Linked DNA regions of Homo sapiens: region 2 is linked to region 1. A link is an interaction called in ENCODE POLR2A ChIA-PET data of the cell type or tissue named here. Cell type or tissue: OCI-LY7. All regions are shown on one strand. Links, peaks and the distances in the headings refer to the core of each region. The heading gives the core; the rest is flanking DNA. Region 1 has its middle 14 kb from the start of NCOA3. Region 2 overlaps SLC2A10 (solute carrier family 2 member 10).

What was found. Peaks named below come from ENCODE experiments on the same cell type or tissue, not always from the same donor. Only the 100,000 strongest peaks of a DNase experiment are listed, where the experiment ranks them.
Region 2: POLR2A ChIA-PET joins it to region 1 with 17 read pairs; 2 of 35 experiments call an interaction of 5 or more read pairs at or near these places.

What each region holds. Positions count from the first base shown.
Region 1 is chr20:47,478,966-47,496,077 of GRCh38, reverse strand. It overlaps the pseudogene RPL35AP, the pseudogene RNU6-497P and the pseudogene RNU6-563P. Among named protein-coding and RNA genes, the nearest start is that of NCOA3, 14 kb to the left of the region's middle. RefSeq lists silencers at 8,104-8,163, 8,184-8,233 and enhancers at 8,444-8,493, 8,524-8,853, 9,454-9,523, 15,316-15,868, 15,869-16,422. In OCI-LY7, for the core only: no CTCF peak of the experiment used is centred there; DNase peaks (open chromatin) are centred at 6,547, 8,277, 8,797, 12,647 and 2 weaker places; H3K4me3 peaks cover 2,458 bases; H3K27ac peaks cover 7,734 bases.
Region 2 is chr20:46,710,136-46,723,313 of GRCh38, reverse strand. The region is part of intron 1 of SLC2A10 (solute carrier family 2 member 10); the gene reads right to left. Among named protein-coding and RNA genes, the nearest start is that of SLC2A10, 7.1 kb to the right of the region's middle. In OCI-LY7, for the core only: no CTCF peak of the experiment used is centred there; no DNase peak of the experiment used is centred there.

The DNA of each region.
Region 1 (17,112 bases), core at 5,452-13,451:
GTAAAAGTGAATAAATAAAAAAAGAAAAAAAGATTTAAATAAAGAAAAAGAAAGCAAGGGAAGAGAAGATACTTGAAGATACTTGAACATCTTTTTCTTTTTCCTTTTTTTTTTTTTTTGGAGATGGAGTTTTGTTCTTGTGGTCCAGGCTGGAGTGCAATTGCACAATCATGGCTCACAGCAACCTCCGCCTCCCAGGTTCAAGCAATTCTCCTGCCTCACCTCCCAAGTAGCTGGGATTACAGGCATGTGCCACCACACCTGGCTAATTTTTGTTAATAGAGACAGGATTTTACCACTTTGGCCAGGCTGGTCTTGAACTCCTGACCTCAGGTGATCCACCTGCCTTGGCCTCCCAAAGTGCTGGGATTACAGGTGTAAGCCACTGCGCCTGGCCATACTTGAACATCTTATCTGAGACCAGCAGTAGATCTAGAAAAGACCACTCATTTTATCCTGTCCTCTCATTACCCTATTCCAAGATTCAAATTCCGAAGAGTAATCTGTTCAATTGATCTAGCTTGGGTCACATGTTTTATATGAAAGGAACTCCAGACCGGTAACAATGGTAACTAGCCTGCTTGCAACTTGCTCTCAAATGATTTAGGGAGAAAAAATGCACACACACAGGGAGAGAGAGTACAGATGAGCAAATATGGCAAAATGTGATCAATTAGTACGTTTAGGTTTAGGGTACACAGGTTTGTTTGGGGTTTTTTTGTTTGTTTGTTTTCAGGTGAAGTCTCACACTGTCATCTAGGCTGGGGTGCAGTGGCGCGATCTCTGCTCACTGCAACCTCTGCCCCCCAGATTTAAGCGATTCTCCTGCCTCAGCCTCCCGAGTAGTTGGGATTACAGGCACCTGCCACCAGGCCCAGCTAATTTTTTGTATTTTTAGTAGAGACAGGGTTTCACTATGTTGGCCATGCTGGTCTTGAACTCCTGACCTTGTGATCCACCCGCCTCGGCCTCCCAAAGTGCTGGGATTACAGACATGAGCCACCTTGCCCGGCCTTTGTTTTTATTTTTTGAGATGGAATCTCACTCTGTCACCCAGGCTGGAGTGTAATGGCACAATCTCGGCTCACTGCAACCTCTGCCTCCTGGGTTCAAGCGATTCTCTTGCCTCAGCCTCCTGAGTAGTTGGGATTACAGGCGTGCACCACCACGCCAGGCAAATTTTGTTTTTAGTAGAAATGGGGTTTCACCATGTTGGCCAGGCTGGTCTTAAAATCCGCCCGCCTCAGCCTCTGAAAGTGCCGGGATTACAAAAGTGAGACACCGTGCCCGACTGATTTTTTTTTTTTTTTTTTTTTTTTGAGACAGGGTTTCACTCTGCTACCCAGGCTGTAGTGCAGTGGCATGCTCACGGCTCACTGCAGCCTGGACCTTTTGGGCTCAAGTCATTTTCGTGCCTCAGTTTCTGTCCCTACTGCTATCTCCCACATTCTTCCCTCTTTCATTGTGTGAGATATAGCCAGATACCCTAATGGTTAAGAGTGTGGACTTTCCAGGAGTTCAAGACCAGCCTGGGCAACAAGGTGAGACCCCTGTCTCTACAAAATTAGAAAAATTATGGCCAGGCGCAGTGGCTCTGCCTGTAATCCCAGCACTTTGGGAGGGCCAGGTGGGCAGATGACTTGATCTCAGGAGTTTGAGACCAGCCTGGGCAACATGGCAAAACCCTGCCTATACCAAAAAAAAAAAAAAATTAGCCAAGTGTGGTGGCATGCGCCTGTAGCCTCCCAGCTACTCAAGAAGCTGAGGTGGGAGGATCACCTGAGCCAAGGAGGTTAAGGCTGCAGTGAGCCAAGATCGTGGGGCTCACGGTCTCAAAAATAAACAAATACATACAAACATACATAAATTAGCCAAGTATGATGGCATGCACCTTTAGTCCCAGCTACTGGGAGGCTGAGGCAGGAGGCTCACTAGAGCCAGGGAAGTCAAGGTGATTACACTCCACCCTGGAGTCCAAAAAGAGAAAAAAGAAAATGTGGGCTTTGACACTCACTGCCTAACCTGCTAAGCTGGTTCTGCTACTTACAAAGCTGTGTGATAGTGGCTGGTTATTTGAACTTTCTGTGCCTCCATTTCCTAAAGTGAGAACACTGATAATGATAATAATAGCAACAACAATAATGCTTATGTCATAGGGTATTATCAGGATTAAATAGAACAGCATAGTGAAAGCTCTAAACACAGTGTCAAGCACAGAGCACTCAAATGTTAATAATGATAATGTATGGCAGTTCCAAACTTGCTTCGTAGGGGTTAATATCCAAGGGTTAGTAACAATGTTCTCCTCCCTCACCCCACACCATATTTTGCTTCATGATAGTAATTACAGTGTGAAATTTCCCTGCAAGTGAAAATAGATTCCTTGGGTAGAAGCCTAAACCCTGCACATGCCTAAAACTCTGTTACGAAATACCTAATCTGAAAATGAGCTGGCACAGCCCCAAGCTCCACCCCCAGGCTGTACTCTGAACCACTTTTCTCCCTGGGAAGGACACACAACTGAGGGGGAAAGAGAGAGCAGAAGAGAGAGATCAAAAAATGCAATTTAGGGTAAACAAGTACTTGACTTCTTGTTTTGCTTAAAAGAGGGGAAAAACACCCCTGAGAAGAATCATATTTAAGACAAATTTTTGGAGATAAAGAGCAGCCTGAGCTTTACAACCCAGAGTTGCCTTATTCATGCCTCTTCCTTTAAACTCAAATCAGGGTTTGGTGACCTGTGATTTTTGTGCCAGAGATGACACATGCGCCTGTTGGAATTGGCACCTGGCCTGGCTGCAACAGACTTGTCCTGCTCCACAACCTGCAAATGACTCCACAGCTGGAAGAATTTGAAGCCCAGCTCATTTTTGTTTTGCTTTTCCTTTCTAGACTTACATATTAAACATATTTGCCTTGGAAGAAAAAATCATTTGCTATCAAATGCTTTAAAAGTACCCACTGTAAGAGGGCTAAAATAAAAATAAGGACTATGCTCATGTTGGCAGCACATACACTAAAACTGAAACAATACAGAGAAGATTAGTGTGGTCCCTGCACAAGGATGACATGCAAATTCTGTGAAGCATTCCAGTTTTGGGGTTTTTTTTGGTTTTTGTTTGTTTGTTTGTTTGTTTTTGAGACAGAGTTTCGCTCTTGTTGCCCAGGCTGGAGTGCAATGGCACAATCTCGGCTCACTGCAACCTCTGCCTCCCGGGTTCGAGCCATTCTCCTGCCTCAGCCTCCCAAGTAGCTGGGATTACAGGTGCCCACCACCAGGCCCAGCTAATTTTTTGTATTTTTAATGGAGATGGGATTTCGCCGTGTTGGCCAGGCTGGTCTTGAAATCCTGACCTCAGGTTATCCGCCTGCCTCAGCCTCCCAAAGTGCTGGGATTACAGGCGTGAGCCACCGTGCCTGACCCCAGTTTTTTGTTTTGTTTTGTTTTGTTTTTTAAGTGTTAACCACAATGTAGAGAAATTGAACCATTTGTACACTGTTGGTGGGACTGTAAAATGGTACTCCATTTCGCAAAATTGGTGGGCAGTTCTCCAAAGTGTTAAACAAAGAATTGCCATATGACCCATCAATTATACCCCTAAGTATATACCCAAGTGAATTGAAAACATATGTCCATGCAAAATCTTGTACAGTAACATCCTTAACAGGTTTGCCATGTAATTGATTGATAATAGCCACAGGGTTTTAACTTTTATGTTTTTAAAGCTAGAATCTTAACTTACCTTATACATTCACCCCTGGCATAGAACTGTTTGCATGCCCCAACATCTCTACTCCTTCCATGTTCCTACTCTGTAAGTACTAAATCACTGGAAGAGGGTTTATCCTCTCAAATAAGCTTACTGCCATCACTTTAAAACTCATTTTCTTTTTTTTTTTTTTTTTGACAGTTTTGCTCTTGTCGCGCAGGGTGGCGTGCCATGGCATGGTCTTGGCTCACTGCAACCTCTGTCTCCCAGGTTCAAGCAATTCTCCTGCCTCAGCCTCCTAAGCAGCTGGAATTACAGGCACCCACCACCATGTCCGGCTAATTTTTGTATTTTTAGTAGAGACGGGGTTCCACCATGTTATCTAGGCTGGTCTTGAACTCCTGATCTCAGGTGATCTGCCCGCCTCAGCCTCCCTAGGTGCTGAGATCACAGGCATGAGCCACCACACCTGGTCCCCAAATTCATTTTTTAAAAAAGGAAGTGTTTTACTCCAGGGCTGGAGTCAGCCAACCTTTATATGATGGGATACCAAGAGTCAGCCAAACTATATATGTTGGAATATCATGTAGTCAATGAAACATTATGAAGCTGTTTAACACTCAGCAGTTAAAAAAGATCTCCCAGATACTTCACTTTTAAAAAAAGTTGTGGATACATTGTAGGTGTATATATCAATGGAGTACATAGGATGTTTTGTTACAGTTTTGCAATGTGAAATAAGCACATCACAGAGAATGGGGTTCAGACACTTTTAAGTTAAAAAAAAAAGGTAAAGCAGTATGTATAATAGGCCTTTTTTTGTGTTACAAATATGTATATATATAGGCCAGACGTGGTGGCTCACGCCTGTAATCCCAGCACTTTGGGAGGCCAAGGTGGGCGGATCACCTGAGGCCAGGAGTTCGAGACCAGCCTGACCAATATGATGAAACCCCATCTTTACTAAAAAAATACAAAAATTAGCCGGCCATCTTAAAAAAAAAAAAAAAACCTACAAAAATTAGCCGGGCATGGCGGCGTGCACCTGTAATCCCAGCCACTCTGGAGGCTAAGGCAGGAAAATTGCTTAAACCCAGGAGGCAGATGTTGCAGTGAGCTGAGATCGCACCATTGCACTCCAGCCTGGGCAACAAGAGTGAAACTCCATCTCAAAAAAAGAGAAAGAAATACAAGTGTCAATACTGAATCACAATGTGAAATATGTTTGTTGCTGTTCTGCGATTCAGCCAAAGGCTTGAAGACACTGAGCTAGGAGGATGAATTTTTGGCCCCCACATTCTTTTTCATGACCTCAAACATATGGGCCAGGCTTGGTATATAGATCTGAGATCCCAATTCCTCTTAAGGGTAAAGTCAAGAGAGAAGTACTGCCAGTGGAAAGGCCATGGCTTCTGAGGTGGCCTTTTTGAGGAACTGACTTAACCCTTGCCTTTTTCTAGAGACAGATAAATGTGAGGTGTTGCCATTCTTCAGCAAATATTTTCCCAGCTTGGCTTAGGAGCTATTCTTACATTTTCTCTTTTTTTTTTTTTTTTTTTTGAGACGGAGTTTTGCTCTTGTTGTCCAGGCTGGAGTGCAATGACATGATCTCGGCTCACCACAACCTCTGCCTCCCGGGTTCAAGCGATTCTCCCGCCTCAGCCTCCCGAGTAACTGGGATTACAGGCGTCCACCACCACGCCTGGCTAATTTTGTATTTTTAGTAGAGACAGGGTTTCTCCATGTTGGTCAGGCTGGGCTCGAACTCCCGATCTCAGGTGATCCACCCGCCTCAGCCTCCCAAAGTGCTGGGATTACAGGAGTGAACCACCACTCCGGGCCCATTTTCTTTTTCTTTTTCTTTTTTTTTTTTTGAGACAGAGTCTTGCTCTGTCACCTAGGTTGGAGTGCAGTGTTACGAGATCTCAGCTCACCGTAACCTCCATCTCCCAGGTTAAGTGATTCTCATGCCTCAGCCTCCCGAGTAGCTGGGATTAAAGGCGTGTGCCAGCATACATGGCTAATTTTTGTTTCACCATGTTTGCCAGGCTGGTATGGAACTCCTGACCTCAGGTGATCTGCCTGCCTCAGCCTCCCAAAATGCTGGGATTACAAGCATGAGCCACTGTACCCAGACAATATTTTCTTTCCTTTCCTCCTCTCTTCCTCTTTCCTTTCTTTTTTCCTCCTTCCTTTTATTTTATTTTATTTTTTTTTTTTTTGAGACAGAGTCTCGCTCTGTCACCCAGGCTGGAGTACAATGGTGCAATCTTGGCTCACTACAACCTCCACCTCCTGGGCTCAAGCGATTCTCCTGCCTCAGCCTCCCGAGTAACTGGGATTACAGGCACATGCCACCACACCCAGCTAATTTTTGTATTTTTAGTAGAGACGGGGTTTCACCATGTTGCCCAGGCTGGTCTTGAACTCCTGACCTCAGGTGATCCACCCGCCTCGGCCTCCCAAAGTACTGGGATTACAGGCGTGAGCCACCGCACCCTGCCCTTATTTTTTATTTTATTAGAGACAAGGTCTCGCTCTGTCACCCACGCTGGAGTACAGTGGTACAGTCATAGCTCACCGCAGCTCAAACTATTCCACTGCTTCTCAGGCTCCTGAGTAGCTGAGACTACAGGCGCATACCACCACACCCAGCTAATTTTTAAAATTTTTTTGTAGAGACAAGGTCTCACTATGTTGCTCAGGCTGGTCTTGAACTCTTGGCCTCAAGTGATCCTTCCGCCTTGGCCTCCCAAACTGCTGCTTGCACTTTGATTACAGGCGTCAGCCACTGCGCCCAGCCTCTTCATTTATTTTTAACTTCTACAAAGGAAATGCGATGTAAGTCCCTCAGCCACCCACTTCCTCTTCCAGAGGAGCCACCATTGCCAATTTCTTAGGTATTATTTAAGAGATGCATTTACAAATAAACACACACACACACACACACGTATTTATATATATTCTTTTTTTTTTTTTTCTGAGATGGAGTCTCCCTCTGTCACGCAGGCTGGAGTGCAGTGGCGTGATCTCTGCTCACTGTAACCTCCACCTCCCGGGTTCAAGCAATTCTCCTGACTCAACCTCCCAAGTAGCTGGGATTACAGGCGTGCACCACCACGCCCAGCTAATTTTTTTAATTTTCAGTAGAGCCGGGGTTTCACCATGTTGGCCAGGCTGGTCTTGAACTCCTAACCTCAAGTGATCCGCCTGCCTTGGCCTCCCAAAGTGTTGGGATTACAGGCGTGAGCCACCGCATCTGGTCTATATATATATACATTTTTGTAACACAAAATAAGGCCTATTATACACACTGCTTTATCTCTTTTTTTTTTTTTAACTTAAAGTATCTGGACCCCATTCTCCATGATGTGCTTATTTCACATTGCATGCCTGTAACAAGACATCCTGTATACCCCATTGATATATACACCTACAATGTATCCACAACTTCTTTTAAAAGTAAAGTATCTGGGAGATCTTTTTTAACTGTTGAATGTTAAGCAGCTTCATAATGTTTCACTGGCTACATGGTATCCCATCATATAGAGTTTCGGGGGCATTTAAAGGTTGGCTGACTCCAGCCCTGGAATAAAACACTTCCTTTTTTAAAAAATGAATTCGGGGACCAGGTGCGGTGGCTCACACCTGTAATCCCAGAACTTAGGGAGGCCGAGGCGGGCGGATCACCTGAGGTCAAGAGTTCGAGACCAGCCTGGCCAACATGGTGGAACCCCGTATCTACTAAAAATATAAAAATTAGCCAGGCGTGGTGGCGGGTGCCTGTAATTCCAGCTGCTTAGGAGGCTGAGGCAGGAGAATTGCTTGAACCCAGGAGGCAGAGGTTGCAGTGAGCCAAGACCGTGCCATTGCACTCCAGCCTGGGCAACAAGAACAGTGAAACTCCGTCTCAAAAAAAAAAAAAAAAAAGTAAAGAAAAGAAATAGTGTTTTAAAGTGATGACAGTAAGCTTATTTGAGAGGACAAACCCTCTATCAATGATTTAGTACTTACAGAGTAGGAACATGGAAGGAGTAGCCATGTTGGGGCATGCAAACAGTATCTATGCCAGAGGTGAATGTATAAGGCAAGTTAAGATTCTAGCTTTAAAAAAAATAAAAATTTGCCAGGCGTGGTGGCTTACGCCTGTAATCCCAGCACTTTGTGAGGCCGAGGTGGGCGGATCACCTGAGGTCAGGAGTTCAAGACCAGCCTGACCAACATGGAGAAAACCCGTCTCTACTAAAAATACAAAATTAGCCAGGGTGGTGGTGCATGCCTGTAATCCCAGCTACTCGGGAGGCTGAGGCAGGAGAATCACTTGAACCTGGGAGGCAGAGGTTGCAGTGAGCCGAGATCGCGCCATTGCACACCAGCCTGGGCAAAAAGAGCAAAACTCCATCTCAAAAAAAAAAATATTTTAAACCTTCTGGCTATTATCAATCAACTACATTGCAAACCTGTTAAGGATGTTACTGTACATGTCAGTCATGATGTCTGCCCCACTTACCCACAGACCCTTCTAAAGACAGAGCAGAAGTCACCTTCTTTGGTACCATGTGACTGGCAACTTCTGCTCACACCACAGCTGATTGTGTCAGACATGGGCATCAGCCCCAGGGGCAGCCAATGCATGGGCAGGGCAAGTGATTTATGAGATAGCTGGACCCAGAATATCTGGCCCAACAGGAACCAGGTTGACCTGTGAGATTGCCACCTGGGATGCATTTAAATTAGAAACTCCAGAGTAAATCAACTTGTTAAGAAAAGGATTTGAAGCTGAAGGTATAAAAGATATATGAGACAGGAGGGAGTAGGGTGGGAAATGAAAGAACAGAAACTGAATATTCAGAGCTAGGGGGTAGAGAAAAGAAACTAAAAAAAGCGCAAAGGTGGTCAGTTTCCAGCAATACAGCAGATTAGATAGCCTGAAACACTCAACCCCACCCGCAAAAACATCTGGAAATTCTGAGTAAAAGATAACAAGTACTCTTTTAAATGAATCACAGGGTTCACAGGAAAGAAAGGGAAATCCCCCATGTCAAAAAACAAAAATGGAACTGAAACCCAACCGGTAGTGTGAACTGATAGATACTATGCCAGAGGAGGAGGTGTCACGGGTCTCAGAAAGCAAAGACCTCCTAATGCAATGCAAATACAAGGGCAGGAAATCAGGCCTTGGGGCTCATGTAATCCAAAATTACAATATAGAAATCATCCTCCTGGAGCTAGGAGTCAACCCAGCAAGCAAAGGCGTACTTTCAGATAATAGCATGTTTGCACAAAAACCATCGAAAGATGAGCTAATAATTATTAAAGACACAAAAGAAGGTACCAAAATATGCAAACAGAATAATATCATAAAAAACAAAAAAAAACAAAAAACAAGCAGGTTTGATAAAGAACCTGGCTCAGGCCTGTAATCCCAGCACTTTGGGAGGCCGAGGTGGGCAGATCACGAGGTCAGGAGATCAAGACCATCCTGGTTAACACGGTGAAACCCCCGTCTCCACTAAAAATACAAAAAAATTAGCTGGGCATGGTAGCAGGCACCTGTAGTTCCAGCTACTCGGGAGGCTGAGGCAGGAGAATGGCGTGAACCCCAGAAGCGGAGCTTGCAGTGAGCCGAGATCGCGCCACGGCACTCCAGCCAAGGGACAGAGCGAGACTCCATCTCAAAATAAATGAATAAATACATAAATAAAATAAAAACTAATTTCTGGCCGGGCACGGTGGCTCACGCCTGTAATCCTAGCACTTTGGGAGGCCGAGGCAGGTGGATTGCCTGAGCTCAGGAGTTCGAGACCAGCCTGGGCAACAACGGTGAAACCCCGTCTCTACTAAAATACAAAAAATTAGCCAGGCGTGGCAGCATGCGCCTGTAGTCCCAGCTACTCAGGAGGCTGAGGCAGGAGAATTGCTTGAACCCGGGAAGCAGAGGTTACAGTGAGCCGAGATCACACCACTGCACTCCAGCCTGGGCAACAGAGTGAGACTCCGTCTCTAAAAAAAAAAAACTAATTTCTTTCTCTTTTTTTCTTATTTATTATTACTTTTTTTTTTCTAGAGACATGGTCTTACTCTGTAGCCTAGTCTGGAGTGCAGTGGTGCAATCATAGTTCACTGCAACCTCAAATTCTTGGGTTCAAGGGACCCTCCAGCCTCAGCCTCTTGAGTAGCTGGGACTATAGGCATGTGTCACCATGCCTGGCTCAGGACTCATTTATTGAATGACACTGTATACCAGACCTGTCCCAAGCACATGCCAATGCAGTTCCTATTATGAAAGCTTACAGTCCAGACTTGACAAATTCCCAAATGACTACCCTGGAAAATTTCAACCCCCATACTGGGCCTCAGTTTCTACGTTTGTGAAATGAGCAATTTAAACTCAATGTTTCCCCTAGTGTAGATGAGATTATTTTTGGTAAAATATTCGGGCACCATTAAAAAGCACTGTGGAAAGGAATCTCTCTTTCATTTTTTTTTTAAGTAGAGATGGGGGGGTCTCACGATGTTGCCCAGGCTGGTCTCAAACTCCTGGCCTCAAGTGATCCTCCCATCCCAGCCTCCCAAAGTGCTGGGATTAGAGCCGTGAGCTACCACACCCAGCCAGTCACCCCTTTTCCTTTCTTTCTTTTCTCTTCTTTCTTTCTTTCTTTTTCTTTCTGTCTTTCTCTCTCTCTCTCTCTCTCTTTCTTTCTTTCTTCTTTCTTTTTTTTTCGAGATGGAGTTTGGCTCCCATTGCCCAGGCTGGAGTGCAATGGTGCAATCTTGGCTCACTGCAACCTCTGCCTCCTGGGTTCAAGCGACACTCCTGCCTCAGCCTCCCGAGTAGCTGGGATTACAGGCACCACCACCACCCCTGGCTAATTTTTTTGTATTTTTAGTAGAGATGGGGTTTCACCATGTTGGCCAGGCTGGTCTCGAACTCCTGACCTCAGGTGATCCACCCATCTCAGCCTCCCAAAGTGCTGGGATTACAGGCTTGAGCCACCACGCCCGGCCTCAGTCACCCCTTTTTCAATCCTCTTCTAATTCTACCTCTAGTAGGAAGTCTCAGTGTGGTACAATCTCCTTTTCTGTTTTTGATTTTTTTGAGTCAGGGTCTTACTCTCTTGCCCAGGCTGGAGTGCAGTGGCACAATCGTGGCTCACTGCAGCCTCGACCTCCTAGGTTCAAGTGATCTTCCCACCTCAGCCTCCCAAGTAGCTGAGACCCCAGGCAGGTGCCATTATGCCCTGCTAATTTTTTTTTTTTTTTTGTAGAGACAAGGGTCTCCCTATGTTGCCCAGGCTCATCTCAAACTCCTGACCTCAAAATATTCTCCCACCTCAGCCTCCCAAAGTGCTGGGATTACAGGCATGAGCCACCACCCCCAGCCCAATCTCCTTTATGACAAAGGACAAGCAGATCTGGACCCTAAAGCCTGTACAGGCAACAGTCTCTAGCCAGCATGTAATCACATTGTGTTGTTTCACTGTCTTTATTTTTACTTCTAGCTCCCATTTATGGCAAGAGGTATAGGTTTTCTGCTTATGTATTGACATAAGGTTTCCTTTTGAAATAATATTTATATAGCTAAAAATAAGTGAACCGATGCAAGAAAAATGTTAAGTAAATAATATAGATGGTACAGATATAAAAATGCTAAATAATATAGACGATATGGCAAAAATCATAAAGATAGAACAGGAACAACTCCAGTTAGGCAAACACAGATCTATTTCACTCGGCCCATTTTGCAGGCATGAAACCTAAGGCCCAGAGCAGGTAATAGAATCTCGCTGACTCCGACATAGCAAGGAAATTGCAGAGGATGGCTGATTCAGAATTCATTAGACAGTCATGAACTTCAGGAGGTTCCAAGCCAGCAAGCAGGTCTGCCGGTCAGGTATGCAGATCCTGAATCCACAAGTGATTGTATTGCACCTTCCTTTCCACTTCGTCCCTGCTGGACAAGATTCATTCATTCAACAAATATTTATGCTCCCTGCTGCAGTACATATACTAAAATTGGAATAACACAAAGATTAGCATGGCCCCTGTGCAAGGATGACATGCAAATTCATGAAGTGTTTCATATTAAAAAAAAAAACAAAACAAAAAAAACAGTCCAGGCACAGTGGCTCATCCCTATAATCCCAGCAATTTGGGAGGCCAAGGCAGAAGGATCATTTGAGCCCAGAAGTTCGAGACCAGCCTGGGCAACATGGTGAAACCGCATTTCTACAAAAAATGCAAAAATTAGCTGGGAGGCCGGGTGCAGTGGCTCATGCCTGTAATCCCAGCACTTTGGGAGGCTGCGGCAGGCAGATCACCTGAGGTCAGGAGTTCGAGACCAGCCTGGCCAACATGGTGAAACCCCATCTCTACTAAAAGTACAAAAATTAGCTGGTCATGGTGGTGCGTGCCTGTAGTCCCAGTTACTCTTGAGGCTGAGGCACGAGAATCGCTTGAACCCAAGAGGTAGAGGTTGCAGTGAGCTGAGATCGCGCCACTGCACTCCAGCCTGAGAGACAGAGCAACAGACTCGGTCTCAAAAAAAAAAATTAGCTGGGTATGGTGGCACATGCCTGTAGTCCTGGCTACTTGGGAGGCTGAGGCCGGAGGAGCACTTCAGCCCAGGAGTTCCAGGCTGCAGTGAGCCATGATAGCACCACTGCACTCCAGCCTGGGAGACAGAACAAGATCCTATCTTAAAAAAAAAAAATACATATATATATATATATATATATATATATATATATATATATATGTATGTATACAAAAATTAGCCAGACTTGGTGGCGGGTGCCTATAATCCCAGCTACTGGGGAGGCTGAGGCAGGAGAATCACTTGAACCAGGGGACGGAGGTTGCAGTGAGCCGAGATTGCGCCACTGCACTCCAGGTTGAGCGACAGAGCGAGACTCTGTCTCAGAAAAAACAAAAACCAAAAAATCCCAGAGAAATATTTGTTGACATCCTGCCGTTTACCAGGCACTGTGCTAATTCTTAGGCATGTAATGGTGAGACACAAACAGCAACAGTCTCTCTTCTCAGGACTTTGTAATCCAGCGGGGACGGGGACAAAACATCAGTTAACACATACACAAAAGCAAGATAATTACAGATTGTAATCAGTGCTACAAAAAAAAAAAAAAAAAAAACAGCTTGTGACAGGCACAGAATAACCACAGAACTACTTATTTAACTAGTTAGTCTTGATGGTATTTATTTGTTAATTTACTTTGACCAGGTATAATGTGGTTCAAAATCCAAAAGGTACAAAAGATTTCTGGTAAAAATCTTTCTTCCACTCTTCCCTAGACACCCAGCATCTTTCCCTAGAGACAACAAGAGTTAACTGTTTCTTGTGTATGCTTTCAGAAGTAGTTGAATCATGTACAAGCAAAGGGCTATATATCTCCTGAATGGTAACATAGAGGCCAGGTGCAGTGGCTTATGCTTGTAATCCCAGTATTTGGGAGGCTGAGGTGGGAGTCATTGGAAGCTAGAAGTTTGAGACTGGCCTGGACAACATAGCAAGACCTTGTCTCTACAAAATTTTTAGGCCAGGTGCAGTGGCTCACGCCTGTAAACCCAGCAATTTGGGATGCTGAGGCAGGTGGATTACCTGAAGTCAGGAGTTCAAGACCAGTCTGGCCAATATGGCGAGACCCCATCTCTACTAAAAATACAAAAATTAGCTGGTGTGGTGGCACGTGCCTGTAATCCCAGCTACTTGGGAGGCTGAGGCATGAGAATCGCTTGAACCCGGGAGGCAGAGGTTGCAGTGAGCCAAGATTGCACCACTGCACTCCAGCCTGGGCGACAGAGAGAGACTCTGTTTCAAAAAAATAGAAATAAAAATGAAAAATAAAAATAGAAAAATTAGCCAGGCATGATAGTGCATGCCTGTAATCCCAGCTACTTGGGAAGCTGAGGCAGGAGAATCGCTAGAACCCAGGAGGCAGAGGTTGCGGTGAGCTGAGATCACGCCACTGCTCTCCAGCCTGGGCAACAGAGTAAGACTCCATCTCAAATAAATAAATAAATAAAAAGGTAACATGTATGCAATACGTACTTCCCACCTTACTTTTTCACCTACCAGCACATCTTAGACATTTCTTCACTTTCTTTAGGTAAGTAGATAGAAAAGGTAGCCTTTTGTCAAGCACAGAATTCAGGCTGGGAGTGGGGTACAATCCAGACAATTACAAGTACCAAGAGTTTGATATGTGCAGAAAGAGGAAGACGCCAGTAAACCTGAGCGTGATAAACAAGGCTCAAGAAGCAACGAGAATGCCAGACAGACAGGCAGGGTCTGGGCATGCAGGTTCTTGTCAGTCATAAAAGAAGTTTGCCGTTTATTCTAATTGCAGTAGCCACTGGATGTGTTTTTAACAGAGTGATATGATCTGACTTGCATTTTCCAACGATAACCCCTGTGACTGTGTGGGGAGTTGGGTCAAGACTGGGAGAGGATACCAGATGAGAAGTGGCTGCGGTATTCTAGGCGAGAGGGGATATGAGCTTGGGCTAAGACGATGTAGGAGAAAGGATGGGGGTTCAGGGTATATGTTGAAGCTAGACAAGAAAAACTTCAAAACAGATTAGATGTGGACAGCAAGAGAAAGTAGAGAATTGAACCCCTGGGAAGTGGACATTTTTAGGTTTTGTGGGTGACTTCATGTCTATAACTTGCTTTATGATACTTCAATATAATCAGTTTGTTTGTTTTTGTTTTTTGAGACAGTCTCGTCTCACTGTGTCACCCAGGCTGGAGTACAGTGGTGGGATAATGGCTCACTGCAGCCTCGATCTCTCTGGCTCAATCTATCCTCCCACCTCAGCCTCCTAAGTAGCCGGGACTACTGGCGCACACCACCAAACCTGGCTACTTTTGTATTTTTTGTAGAGACGGGGTTTTGGCCAGGCATGGTGGCTCATACCTGTAATCCTAGCACTTTTGGAGGACAAGGCAGGCGGATCGCTTGAGCTCAGAAATTCAAGACCAGCCTGGGCAACATAATGAGACTCCATCTCTACTAAAAATACCAAAAAATAGCCAGCATGGTGGTGCACACCTGTAGTCCCAGCTACTCGGGAGGCTGAGGTGGGAGGATTGCTTGAGCCTGGGGGAGAAGGTTGCAGTGAGCAACCTGCAGTGAGATTGCACCACTGCACTCCAGCCTGAGTGACAGCGCAAGATCCTGTCAATAGAAAAATAAAGGAAATAAAGGAAAGAAAGGAAAAGAAGAAAGGAAGGAAGGAAGGAAGGAAAGAAGGAAGGAAGGAAGGCAAAGAAGGAAAGAAAGAAAGAAAGAAAAAGAAAGAAAGAAAGGAAGGAAGGAAGGAAGGAAGGAAGGAAGGAAGGAAGAAAGAGAAAGAGAGAGAGAGGAGGGGAGGGAGGGAAGGAAGGAAAGAGAGAAAGAAGGAAGGAGGGAAGGAAGAAAGGAAGGAGGAAGAAAGGAAAGAAGGAGGAAGGAAGGAAGAAAGGAGGGAAGGAAGGAAAGGAAGGAAGAAGAGCTGAGAATTTGTATTTCTTTCTTTCTTTCTTTCTTTCTTTTTATGATGGGGTTTCACCATGTTGCCCAGGCTGGTCCTGAACTCCTGAGCTCAAGCAATCTGCCAGCTTCAGCCTTCCAAAGCTCAAGGTGTGAGCCACTGCACCCAGCCTAATCAGTTTGACATTATATAAATGTCAGTTTAAGCCAATGATTTTTTTGTTTTGTTTTCTTTTAACATACAGGGTCTCCCTCTGTTGTTGCCCAGGCTGAAGCGCAGTGGTGTGATTATAGCTCACTGCAGCCAAATTCCTGGGCTCAAGCCATCGTCCTGCCTCAGCCTCTCAAGTAGTTAAGACTACAGGTGCATGCTACCATGCCTGGCTACTTTTTAAATTTTTAGTAGAGATGAGGTCTTGCTGTGTTGTCCAGGCTGGTCTCCAACTTCTGGCCTCAAGGGATCCTCCTGCCTTGGCCTCCCAAAGTGCTGGGATTACAGACACAAATCACAACACCCAGCTCCCAGTGATTCTCTAAGTGTTATCTGTGGGCCAGAATCACTTGATTAGATTAGATTAGGTTAGGTTAGAAATACGAATTCTCGCTGGCACTGCGGGTCACGGCTGTAATCCCAGCATTTTGGGAGGCGGGTGGATCACAAGGTCAGGAGATCAAGACCATCCTGGCTAACATGGTGAAACCCCGTCTCTACTAAAAATACAAAACATTAGCTGGGCATGGTGGCACACGTCTGTAGTCCCAGCTACTTGGGAGGCTGAGGCAGGAGCATTACTTGAACCCAGGAGCCAGAGGTTGCAGTGAGCCGAGATCGCACCACTGCACTCCAGCCTGGACAACAGAGTGAGACTCGTCTCAAAAAAAAAAAAAAAAAGAATGTAGAATACAAAGATAATTAACCACCACTTAACAGTAATGGCCACATCAGCAAACTAAAATAGAAGTAAATTCCAGAATGTTTTGGAGACAGGTAAGAAACAAAGGGAGTGTTCTCAACAATGGAACCTTATCAGAAAAAGGGAAGCAATGCTAGACTTGTCTGGAACAGCCTCTTCTAGGTGTGGTTCCCCAGAGCCCTGGGAAAAACAGGCCTTATCTTGAAAAGAGGAAGGATTGGATGCAAGGAAGTTTGAAGCAAACAATGGCAGTTCAGGCCTTGTTGGAGAGAACTGAGTTGTGTGCAAAAGTAATAAGGGAAAAAGGCTTTTTAAAGCAGAATTCTGACCACAGAAGGCATGCTGTAGGTGGGGGGAGGAAAAAGTTTGTTTCTAAGAACAGAGAAGACAGAAGAACACATAGGTACAGACAGACAAGGAGACCAGGATTAGAGTCTGGGGTCACCAACTAAAAGGCACATATGACCTTGGGCAAGGGATTTCACCTTCACATTTTAGTATTTCACAATTTTCCCCCTCTAAGAAGTTAGACTCTCAGCTGCCGTAAATTTAAAAATCATTCCCTAAGGCCTTTCTCTTTCTACCATCTTGGAGCCTGTCTGCTTGACAGGGCCTTTTTTTTTTTTCTTTTGAAACAAGGTCTCACTCCATCGCACGGGCTGGAGTGCAGTGGTGCGATCATAGCTCACTGTAACCTAGAGCATCCCAGGATCAAGTGATCCTCTAACCTCAGCCTCCTCAGTAGCTGAGAACACAGGTGCATGCCACCACACCTAGCTAACTTTTTTTAGTGTTTTGTAGAGATGGGATCTCCTTATGTTATATTTAGAGACCCAGGCTGGTCTCTAAATCCTAGGCTCAAGGGATCTTCTCGCCTTGGCCTATCAAAGTGCTGGGATCACTGACATGAGACACCCTGCCCAACCAGGACAGGACTTCTAAAAGGCAGATATGTCTGGAAGGCTGTGGTCTAAGGCCATTTTTCCTTTTTTCCTT
Region 2 (13,178 bases), core at 4,949-12,948, 770 kb after region 1:
AGGGAAACAGCTGGCTAGATCTTTTTTGCCCTTTTTTCTAGCTCCCTTACCTCTTGCCTGGAATGCAGGTGTGATGACTGGAGCTTCAGCAGCCATCTTGGAACATGATGGGGGGTAACCATGAGGATGCAAGCTACACACCGACATAGTAGGATGGAAATATAGAAGAAGAATGGGTCCCTGATGGCAGTAAGCCTACCATACCAACAATGGATTGTCAATCTCCATATATTTTTATGTGCTAAGAAGAAAATCCCAACAATTTCTGACTTAGTGAAACTATGCTATTTCCAGTTTCTATTCCTAGCAGTGAAACCAAAGAGCAAGAGCAAACCCAGGTTGGAAGGCTAGTACAAGGGTCCAGGTAAGAGTGCTAACGAAAACTAAGAAGAAATGCTATATAGCAGGGAGCTGCCAGTTAAGATCAATGAGGAACACGGGCTGCATGTGAGACAACAAAGAATGGTGGGGATTGCCAAACTGGAGAGTTCATGCCTCATCTAAAGTCACAACACAGCTCCAGGTATTGTTAACACACCGACTGTATAATCTCAGGCAAATTATTAGAAGAGTAACTGCCATTTCATGACTGATCCCTATGTGCCAGGCATAGTGTGAGAAACTTTAAACGCATCATTTCATGTAATCCTCACAACTGTAGGAAAACACCCTGTTGCATGGCCAGAGTGAGGCCATCTTGAAGTGAAACCACCATGATGATGGATATTTGGGCCCCACATACCAAGTTGTTCTACAGTAAGTTCTTTAAAAATGCCTGTAGCATAGATAACCCTTCATAAAGATGCTTATCCAGCCTCTCCAGTGGTCACAAGTCTTGGCAAGAAAGTCTGAAGACATGATCAGCTGCACATGTTTTATGCTAAAAGCTTGATATATTAAGAATACTTTCTGGAGGTCAGGTATGGGAATCCACGGTCTTGTGGCTACCTGAGATATGGCTCCTGTTTTTATGTCCCTGTGAAATTTCTTTCTGCAAGACTGGATTTGTCAGCCTCTTTCTTTGGCCTCTCAGCTCCTCAGCCTTCAGAGGTAGGTTTGCATAGACCTGCTCACCATGGAACAGTAACCTCACGAGTTAGGTATTACTAATATCTCCATGTCACAGATAAGGAAATTGGAAAACAGGAAGGTCAAGAACTGCCAGATCTGGTTTTTTTTTTAAAGAGAAACCATAAATCCAGATTTTTATAAACTATTTTCTGATTTTTAAATGCTGTTCCAAGAATATATAAAAATATTCTTTGAGTCAGACAAAACACATCTCAGAGTGCAACCCATAGGTACCAGTTTTCAACTGCTTCCACATGGAAACAAATCTTCAAGGAATACAAGCCTCTGGGTGTAGTAAACATTTGTTACTTCTTCTGTCTGCCTGGAATCTTTTCCTTTGAGGAAGAGCCCCTTCCCCACTGATGGGGTTACCAGTCACATGTACTCTCCACCCACACATAGGGATGAGCAAGTGGGTCTCAGGGAATTGCTATACATAGACAAGAAAAAAGAACTACATTTTTTGAGAATTTCAAGTTACAGAAACAAAATAGTCATTGGTCATGCTGTGCAGAAGGCCTTTATGAAAATGAAACCAACACAGATGAGAGCAGAGCCAAAAGATAACAAGAAATAGATCCCAATATTATTGCATGAACCCATGGATCTAGCAGTGCCTGAAGCTTACCCAATCCACTGGGCTCTCGTTACATGAGCCAACCAATACTCTTTGTTCTTTTAGTCAGATTGAGTTGGTTTCTGTAAATTATAATTTAAAAGCTCCCAATTAGTACACTGAGCAACAGAATTTCCAGACTCATGGAAAAACCTGCAATGTCTCTCTCTCTCTTTTTTTTTTTTTTTTGCTAATTGAGGGATTTGTAGGGCCCCCAAGTCATTTTTACACATATATAGTAGTGAGGACAGGACAATAATTTAGAGATTTGCAAAACAAGGTTCTTTTCTGTTTTGGTAACTAACTTGCAGTGTGACACCAGGCCAGTCACTTGCCCTTTTTGGGCTGTGGGAGCTGGTCTCTAAAGATGGCTCCCAATGAGTCATGCCTCCTGGTGTTATGCCTTTATGTGGTTCCCTCTCACACTGAATCTGAGTAGCTCTGTGACTAGTTTTAACCACCAGAATATGGCTACCATGACACTGTTCAGTCCTGGGTCTAAACCTTGAGCAATTTCCACATTTTATGTTTTTTTGGGGAGCCCCAAGCCACTCTGTAAGAAATCTGGCTACACTGTCACATGGAAAAACTGTGTGGAGAGACCCTTAGGCAACAGACAGGGGCCTCCAGATGATTCCAACCACAGCTGCAGAAGAACCACCCAGCTGAGCCCATTCAACCCAGAGAACTAGTAGATATAAGATGATTATTATTAGAAGATGCTAAGTCTTGGAGTGTTTTGTTAAACAGCAATAGATAACTTGAATATAAAATAAGGAAATCTATAAAATGAGGAAATGTTACTAGATCAGTCTCTTCCAAAGGGCTCCTGACACATTAATGAAAGATGTTACAACATCTGTGTGTTAAAAATACCAATATATAAAGCATCCATTCAAACATTTTTCTCCTTTAAAATGGAATAAAGATTCCTGAGTACATGACGAGCGAGCACAAGGGTCAGTTTGTGGGAATCAGGAAAGCACGCCATGACCCAACTACTTCATTACTTAGGAAATACCAAACTGCACAATAATTCTGACTTCCGTATCTTACAATGTGAGGTTTTTAGTCCTAGATTAGTTTAATTTATATCCAAATGGACCATTGGCTAAAGATGAAAAATGAAAAGGGTAGTAAAGGAGGAGCTCAAAAATAATAATTCTGAAAAATTCTTCCTAAATCCAAAGAAATTAGTGTTTCAATATTCCCATTTTATGAATGAACAAACTAGTGAAGAAGGTACAAAATCCTTGGCTGAATGTAAGAATGTGAGAGGCTTTTTGTCTTGCTTTGTTTTGTTTTTGGTAGATCTGTTTTCTTGCCATTTGCTTCTTTTCCCCTTCCAGTCCTCATGAATCCAGTGATCCGAGAGCTGTGGTTATTAAAGACATTCTTAAGCTTCTTTCTTGTGTATCTGTGCATACCTCATCTCACTCTGTGCCCCTCTCAGCTGCACTTGAACCAAGGTACTTCTGATCTCTCAGTGTCAGTTTGCTCATGTGTAAAATGGGGACAATAATACCCACCTTGTTTGCTTTCAGAGCCAGTGGGAAGATAAAATGAAACAATGGATGCTGTTCCTCTAAGTTGTTATATGATCTGCTGTGTTGACAGCTTAGCACAGTGTAAAGCAATGAGGACTAGGACTGAAAAGGCCTGAGTACCAGTCTTAGCACTGCCACTTGCTCTGTGCCACCCTGGGCAAGCTGCTTCTTCTCTTTGAACTCGTTTCCTCACCTGTAAAACAGGGCTAATAAATCCTTTCTCACTGGCTCTTGGAAGAGTTCAGTAGAGAAAGGAGGCTCAGGAAGTATGCTCAAGGAGAAGTACCATGATTGCTGTTACCACCTGTAGCAGTCCTGCCCAATGCCAGACTTGATTAAGAAAACACAAATTTGATGTCATCTCCTGCTCCACTTCTGATATGATTTGGCTGTGTCCCCACCCAAATCTCATCTTAAATTGTAGCTCCCATAATTCCCTCATGTTGTGGAAGGGACCCAGTGGGAGATAATTGAGTCATGGGGGTGGTTCCCCCATACTGTTTCGTGGTAGTGAATAAGTCTCACAAGATCTGATGGTTTTATAAGGGGAATCCCTTTCACGTGGCTTTCATTCTTTCTTGCCTGCCGCCATGTAAAGTGCCTTTCACCTTCCACCATGATTTTGAGGCCTCCCCAGACACATGGAACTGTGAGTTCATTAAACCTCTTTTTCTTTATAAACTACCCAGTCTCAGGTATGTCTTTATCAGCAGCATGAAAACAGACTAATACACCTTCAAAACATAACCCTTCAACAGCTGGTGCTAAGAGAATAAGAGGAAGAAGACGCTGACTCCATTTCACTCTTTGCTGCAGATCTAGTGCAAAGGGAACAGGCCAAATAGCAAAACTAAGCCTGTTGGTTCCTGGCATTGCAGACAAGCATTTTTTTTTTCCAACCATGGCTTTTTCATTCAGAGAGAAAAAAAAAACAACCAGTAACAACAACACCCCCCTCCGCCCAAATATACATGGAGAAACTTAAAATACACAGCTAAAGCCGAATGTGGTAGCTCATGCCTGTAATCTCATCGCTTTGGGAGGCCAAAGCAGGAGGATCACTTGAGGCCAGGAGTTTGAGGCCAGCCTGCACAACATAGTGAGACACCACCTCTACAGAAAAATTTTCTTTAAAAATTAGCTGGGTGTGGTGGTGCATACCTGTAGTTCCAGCTAATCAGGAGGCTGAGGCAGAAGGATTGCTTGAGCCCAGGAGGTCGAGGCTGCAGTGAGCTATGATCACACCACTGCATCCCAGCCTGGGTGACAGAGCAAGGCCCTATCTTTAAAAAATAAAATAAAATATAAAATATACATCTAAATTACTTGGCATAAAGAAGAAACAAAATAGAAATAACCACCTACTGAATGAGAATAAATAAAATAAAGATTAAAAATCTTGAATAATTGAGGATAAAAATAACTGAGAATAAAAATTGTAATAAATAATGAAATGAGAATAAAAGGCCCACATAAAAAATGGGCCTGTGGGATGTGGTCAAAGAGATAATCAAGTGAAAATTATATTTTATCAGGAACCCCAAAAGAACCTGAGAGTAAATTAATTAAGTCTTTGTGTGAAGAAGCTAGGAAAATTAGAACAAAATGAACCCAAAGAGCAAGTGGAATTAGTGAATATGAAAACAGATGTTAAGGGAATGGAAAAACGACAAGAAGAGGATAGTTGATCGCTAAAACTCAAGTTGGTTCCTTGACATGGATAAGAAAACAGATAATGCTTTGGTAAGCATAAATAAGGAGAAAAGACAGAAATCCAAACAACACAGGGAATAATGAAGGCGCCATAAGAACAGACACAGGAAAAAGAAAGCTCAAAGCATTTTCTTTCTTTTTTTTTTCTAAGATGAGGTCTCGTTCCGTCACTCAGGCTGGAGTGCAGTGGCACCATATGGCTCACTGCCTCTGCCTCCCGGGCTCAAGTGATCCTCCTGCCTTAGCTTTCCAAGCAGCTGGGACTATAGACATGCACCACCATGCCAGGCTAACTTTTTGATTTTTTTGAAGAGGTGGGGTCTCACTACATTGCCCAGGCTGGTCTCGAACTCCTGGGCTCAAGTGATCTTCCTGCCTAGGCCTCCCAAAGTGTTGGGATTACAGGCGTGAGTCACCATGCATGGCAGTCAAGGTATTTTCAACAGCTGTAGTTAGATTTAGCCTTTCTCAACTCACATTGTCTCCTCCTTCTGAAACCTGTTCACCCCAGAGGCACCTACATTTAGACAGTGAGCGCTCCCTCCTCAGTGTCTGCATTTTCAAAGCACTTTAACCCAACAGGTTAGATCTGTAACCATTTGTCATGTGTTCCTTGTGAAAGCAGTATACAGCTGGATGATTTCAGATGCAATCTGACTGTCTTCTTTTAAAAGGTGAACTTGGCCGTGTGTGGTGGCTCGCACCTATAATCCCAGCACTTTGGAAGGCCAAAGCAGGTGGATCACCTGTGGTCAGGAGTTCGAGAACAGCCTGGCCAACATGGCAAAACCCATCTCTACTAAAAATACAAAAATTAGCCTGGCGTGGTGGTGGGCGCCTGTAATCCCAGCTATCAAGGAGGCTGAGGTGGGAGAATCAATTAAACCCAGGAGGCGGAGGTTGTAGTGAACCGAGATTGCACCACTGCACTCCAGCCTGGGCGACAGAGCAAGACTCCATCTCAAAAATAAATAAATAAATAAAAAGGTGAACTGGTCCACATTTATTACAATGACTGATACAATTGAAATTGCTTCTGCCATTTATCTTTTTGTCTTCTATTTACTGTGCTATCAGGATATTTCTTTTTACCTCCATTTCTGCTTTTGATGGATCAATTATGGGGTGGGTTTTTTTTCCATTTTTTCCCGCACTGATCTGAGTGTTACATTTTCTATGTTTTCCTTTCTTCTTAGAGCAGCACTATCTGACAGCATTTTCTGCAATGACAGAAATTTCTATAACCATGCTGTGCAATATGATAGTCACTAGCCAACCACATGTAGAAAATGAGCCCTTGAAATGTGGCTAACGGGATGCAGGAAATAATTTCTTTTCTTTTTTTTTAGACAGTCTTACTCTGTTTCCCAGGCTGGAGCGCAGTGGCGTAATTCCGGCTCACTGCAACCTCCATCTCCTGGGTTCTAGCAATTCTCCTGCCTCAGCCTCCCGAGTAGCTGGGACTACAGGCATGTACCACTAAGCCTGGCTAATTTTTATATTTTTAGTAGAGACCGGGTTTCACCATGTTGGCCAGGCTGGTCTCGAACTCCTGACCTCTGGTGATCCGCCCGCCTCAGTCTCCCAAAATGCTGAGATTACTTACAGGTATGAGCCACCATGCCCAGCCTGAATTTTTTATTTTATTTTATTTTATTTATATTAGTGTACATATAAAAATAACCACATATGGATGCTGGCTACCCTATTGGCAGCACAGTTGCACAGATTACTCTTAATTTTTAATTCACACACTTAAATTTATATATTTCTGGAAGCATCTAGAATAATCCAGCAGTATCTATGTCATGCACCCCCACCCTGGACCTGACAAGGACATCTGCAATATTATAGCCAGATGTATGGAGAGTTTCTCTGGACTAGACATTGCTTTGAGTTTAAAAACACATTTATGGCCAGGTGTGGTGGCTCACGCCTGTAATCCCAACACTTTGGGAGGCTGAGGCGGGCGGATCACTTGAGGCCAGGAGTTCAAGAGCAGCCTGGCCAACATGATGAGAACCCATCTCAACTAAAAATACAAAAATCAGCCGGGTGTGTGGCATGCACCTGTAATCCCAGCTACTCGGGAGGCTGAGGTGGGAGAATCATTTGAATCCGGGAAGGTGGAGGTTGCAGTGAGCCGAGATCGTGCCACTGCACTCCAGCCTGGACAACAGAGCAAGATCCTGTCTCAAAAAAAAAAAAAAAAAGTTCTCACCCCAACGTTATGAGGTAGGCTCTTGTATTATTTACGAATGAATAAAGTGATCATCAGGGGGGTAAAGCAACTCACTTAAGGTCAAAAGTAGTAAGTGCAACCTGGGCAACATAGCAAGATCCTGTCTCTATACAAAAGGTTTAAAAATTAGCCAGGCAGGGTGGTGGGCACCTGTAGTCCCAGCTACTCTAGGGGTTGAAGTGTGAGGATCGCTTGAGCCCAGGAGTTTGAGGTTACAGTGAGCTATGATCGTGACACTGCACTCCAGCTTGGGTGACAGACTGAGACCCTGACTCTAAAATAAAAAAACAAAAAAAGTTGTAAGCAGCTGAGGATAGAATGAAAGCCAGGCTGTCTGGGTCCACAGTCCCTACTCTTGACTGCTCCATTATAAAACCTTGGTGAAATGTGATTTCACTCTGTTCTCTTGCTTGGGTCCCTTCTTAGCTTTGTTAGGCAGTTTTTGTGCAGAAGGAGGAGTTCCATGGGTGAAGGAATCATTCTCCACCCCCACTTCTGCTCATCCCTCTCCCCTGCCACTCCTACCTTCCAAGGAAACGAGCCCTTGCCACTCCCTGGCTGGCCTGTCCTTCCTGTTCCTCACCACTAGTAAACATCCTGGAAGATGCTGCTCAGATCCTGCTCTGTCTTCGCCCCCCTTTGCCCCTCCTCCCTCATTCCTGAGGCTTTTTCCCAGAAAGCAAGGTCCTTCCAGGCCATGTGAAGCAATCGAGGTGAAAGCCCAGGATTTGTTTGCCATTTCCTGGGTTCCTCTTGCAGCGAAAGGGAACCCAGCCAAAGGGCTCACAGCTTCCACCCACAGGTTCCACTGGAAAACACATCAGTGCAGGTTCAGTTGAAATGGACAATAAGGCCAATGGACAATAGAAACAAACAAACAAACAAACAAACGTGAAATAAAACAGTAATAATAACAGCTATCATGTATGGAGACCTCCTCTGTGTGAAGACTTTATGTTCCTTCCCTCAATTCATCCTCATAACAACCCTAGGTGAGACTGCTACAATTATTCCATCTTACAGATGTGGAGGTTAAGGCTCAGAGTGTTCTCACAGCTAGGAAGCAACAGGATCAGGATGGAAATGCTGACCTGCCTGCCTCCCAAACCCATGTCCTTAAGAGCTCCGCTGCACTGACCTCCCAGCAAGAAGAGTCAATCAGAGATAGGTGCGGTGGGAGGAAACTGGGGTGCAGGAGGCAGAGGTGGAGGGGAAAGAGCTCTCAGGAAAACCCCAAGGGATAAAGCATGGTGAAATGATACTGTGGCATGGGACTGTAGATATAAAGGAGGACCTCAAAGGAGTTGGAGCCATTAGGAAGACGAGGAAGAACATTCCCTTTCCATGGTTCCCATCACCTGAGTCAGTCCCACCACCTTAGCATGACAGGCAAGGCCCTTCATGGGCTGGCCTAACTCCTCAGCCACTTCGCCTCCTCCCGGACTCTGTCGCCACAGCCCCGCCCCACACACCTTGCCAACATGTTTGTTCCCGGCACATACTGTATGCTTTCATGCCGCTCCACCACTGCACGTGCTGGGCCTCCTACGTGCACTGTCCTTGTTCCCCAAGGAAAGGGTCCCCTTGTTCCTCTACTCTCCCTCTTCAGTCCCAGGTCCTGTGCCACCTCCCCAAGGAGCCTCCAGGTATACACATCTGTTATTTGGCATCCGCTCCTCATCTTCCGTTGCAGGGAGCCGCCCCTTTTCCTTGTCTCACAGTCTCCTGGTTTGGGTGGAGATGACTGCCCCCACCTCCACCCTCAGTGCCCAGCCCCAGGGTGGTGTCCATGATCCAGATCCAATCAATCAGCAAATTCCTGGGCCCTAGGCAGAGGTGAATACCACGTGGGTGAACCTGGGCCAGTGAGAGTCGGACCGGGTGTGTTTGCTCACCAGGGGTGCCAAGCTGGTGTTTTACTTGCCTGGAGCCACTGGGGGCCATCTTCCCCAATGAAGGATTCCTGACAACACTGTATGAGCCCCTAGATCCAACTGCACCTGAAGCCATAGACTTCAGTGACCCATAAATACTCATTGCCAATTTCTGGATTTTCTGAAGGTTGGCCTGTCATTTTTTTTTTAATCTCAGTACCCAAGTACCCTTCCTATCAGCAGACAGTGATGTTTGCTTAGTGCCTTTCAGTGGAAAAGTTTGAGGGAGTTCCTGACCAATTCCCATGCATCTTCCTCAACTCTCCACTGTACTCTTTTTCCTTCACACTGCAAGTTCCTTTATGAGTCTTCCATATTCAACTAAGGAGGGCAGGGATAGAGACTGACTCGTCCTGAGCCTCCGGGGCCCCAGCCCTGCCCTGACACCCAAGAGGAACCCAGTGAAGTTTCTGCTGAATGAACAAATGACTGGGTAGAGGACCAGGGCTATTTCACCTCATGACATTTCTAGGGCTGTGTCAGATACCTCTGAACCTAAACTAATTCTACACAGCAGCCAGAAGGATTCTGGGAAAACCTAAGTCAGGCCTCGTCACTCTTCCACTAGGAGCCCTCCAAGGCTCCTATTTCAGTCTAAGAAAAGCCAACGTCCTCACCGTGGCCTTCAAGACTCTGCAGGATCTGCCCCCTCTCACTGGGCTCCAGTCACACTGGTTCCTTGCTGCTACTCTCACTCCAAGCACGTCCCAACTCAAAGCTTGGTACCTGCCAGCCTCTCTGCCTGGGAAGTCCTGTCCCTCCATGCCAACAGTTCCTTCCTTCCTCCCTTCTGATCTTTGCTGAAACATCCCCTTCTCGGTGAGGCTGTCCCTGGCCTTCTACCTAAAATTCAACCTCCCTGTAGCATCTAGCACTTTGTATTCCCTTCTCCACTTGTTTTTTCTGCGTGGCACTTCTCATCTTCCAAAATAACTACATATTTTACATATTTATTGGTCTCCCTGACCTGAAAGTCAGCCTCAAGGGAACAGGAGTGGTTTGTTTCTTCTCAGCTGTCTCCCTGAGGCCAAGGACAGTTACTCAGCACTCAATCAATAATATTTGTTAAACAAATGAATGATTGAGTGAATGAATGAAAAACCAAATGAACTGTGGGGATGTAGGAAATCCAGAAAGAAAGGATCTTGGCTCATGAACATCTGAAAGGTCCAGGGCCTGGAAGTGGCCATGGACAGGAAGCAGAGCAAAGCCTCGTCCTCAAATTAAGATGTCTTAGGCTGGGCTCGGTGGCTCATGCCTATAATCCCAATACTTTGGGAGGCTAAGGCAAGTGGATCACTTGAGTTCATGAGTTCAAGATCAGCCTGGGTAACACGGTGAAACCCCATCTCTACCAAAAAATACAAAAATGAGCCAGGAATAGTGGTGTGCACCTGTAATTCCAGCTACTTGGGAGGCTGAGGTGGGAGGATGGCTTGAGCCTGGGAGGCAGAGGTTGCAGTGAGCCGAGACTGTACCACTGCACTCTAGCCTAGATGACAGAGCCAGACTTTGTCAAAAAAAAAAAAAAAAAAAAAAGAAAGAAAGAAGACAGAAAGAAAGAAAGAGAAAAAAAGAAAAGAAAGAAAATTAAGGAGAACACATTAAGACGGCTTGACCTAAGTTTAGCAAGTGTGCATCCTTTCTATTAATAACCTGCCTAACATAGGCTGTAGTGAAGATGTCCCACACTGGAGGAAATCCCTTAATCCTCTAAGCCCCTCGCTGTGGAGGGCACAGCTTCCCCGGGACAGGGTCAGGGGGCAGGGGGAGGGGGGAGAACCCTGGTTTGGGATGCAAGTATCTCCAGCTGCAAGTCCTAGGCCTCCCGTTGGTGACACTAGAGTAGTGTCTCAACCAGAGGTCACAGAGCACTGGGTCCCTCCTGCACCAGAGACCTGCTGTGGCTTTCCCTGAAGCTCCAGGGAGAAGCCAGATGTGAAATTGAACTGTATGAATATCCTCTTGCAGATGGCCGGCTTCCAAATGTCCCAGCAATTGCAGCCACAGCTGATACTTGGAGTACCCACTATAGCCAGCCACTCTCCTAAGGGGCAGTATCTGTACCAGCTGGCTTAATCCCTAGACAATCCTATGACAATCACTATTGTCATTCCCATTTTACAGAAATAACCACCACACTGAGAGGTGAAGACATTTCCCCAAGGTGGCACAGTTTGTAAGTCACATAGCAGGAACTTGAACTCGGGCAGTCTGACTCCAGAATCCCAATATTGGGTGCAATATAAAATAAAAACTCACATTCACTCACCATTTACCAGATATAGGTGATGAGCCGAGCACTGTAATTCATTTTTTCACATCATTCTCATGGCTACCCTGTGATAAGGGTATTTGATAGTGACCAGAGAAGTTGGCAGACTCTCCCAGGTCAAAGTGGAATGGTGGAACAAAGTGAGAGGAATTGGGTCTAGAACCCAGTTCTGCCCCCAGAGGCTATAAAGAGAGCCCAATCCCTGGTCCCTGCTGTGTAAGAATTCTGGGGAGGACAGAGACCCGCAGCCATGACTTATGCCTCCCCCAGCACTAACACCCAGCCCTCGCTCTGCCCATAGAAGGCACTCAGCAAATGGCTGTTGGGTTGATTTAGCAGGAATAGGAGGTGCAGGAACAAGGGGCTAGGGCTAAGCTGAGTGTCCTTAAGAAGACCTTGACCTCTCTGGGCCTCATTTTTTTCTCAGGCTCTGGGGCACTGTGCTGTGGGGGTTAAGAGGATGGACTCTCCTGTCAGAGCCGGAACTGGTCACCAGTTTTACCATTAATCCACCATGACAGGCCACGTGGTGCAGTGGTTAGGAATGCAGACTGGAGTCAGAATGCTGGGGCTCCTTCCCAGCTTCTCCTCTCCATAGCTGTGTGACCTTGGGGAACTCACCTCACCTCTCTGGGCTTCCCCATCTACAAATGGGATATTAATGCCTACCTTCTATGCTTACCTACATCATAGCCAGTGTTAGCGACTGTGATTCTCCACAGAACGACTCAGAGCAAACTTTGAGAAGTTAATTCAGGGCCGGGCGCGGAGGCTCACGCCTGTAATCCCAAGCCGAGGCAGCCGGATCACGAGGTCAGGAGATCAAGACATCCTGGCCAACATGGTGAAACCCACTCTCTACTAAAAATACAAAAATTAGCTGGGCGTGGTGGTGTATGCCTGTAATCCCAGCTACTTGGGAGGCTGAGGCAGGAGAATTGCTTGAACCAGGGAGCTGGAGGTTGCAGTGAGCGGGATCACGCCACTGCACTCCAGCCTGGCGACAGAGTGATCATCTCAAAAAAAAGAAAAAAAAAAGAAAAGATAATTCAGGTCACGGCCCCGCTCCAGCTTAAAACCCTTCTCCAGCTTGCCGTGGCATTTGCAATAAAATCTGAACTTCTCACCACGGCTTACAAAGCCCTGCACACCTCTCTGCCATCCCTTTGACCTCAGTGCCCTGCCCGCTGTGCTCTGGCCATCCTGGCCTGGGCCACACAAACTCATTCCTGCCTGAGGGCCTTTGCACTGTTGCTGCCACCTGGAAGCTCTTTCTCCAGATCTCAGCAAGACCCGCTTCTGAGGAAGTTCTCAGCTCCAAAACGTCCTACTCCAGAAAACCCACCCTGACCACCTACCCAAGGAACCCACGCCCTTGGCCTTCACGCCACCCCATTTTATGGGTTCCACAACACCTTATCTCTCTCTGAAGTTATTCATAAACGTGTTTACCCAGCTGCTCAATCAGAATGCCACCTCCATGAGAGAGAGGTTTATTGTCTATTTTGTTCATTGCTGAAGCTCTAACCCCTATATCAATGTCTGGCACGTAGTAGGTGCTCACTCAAGAATCAACGACTGATCCTTCGAGGCTTCTGAATGCAGAGAGAAAAATAGAGCCCTAGTCCCGAGTGGCAACAAAGCCATTCCCCACGCGTCCCACCCCAATGCTGTGTTAGAATCTCCTTCTCTGTCCCCTCTCTGCAGAATCACGTCCAGAGGAGGGGGTTCGTCTGTTTTGTTCGCAGTTTCGTTCGCGACAGCGTCCCCAGGCCCACAA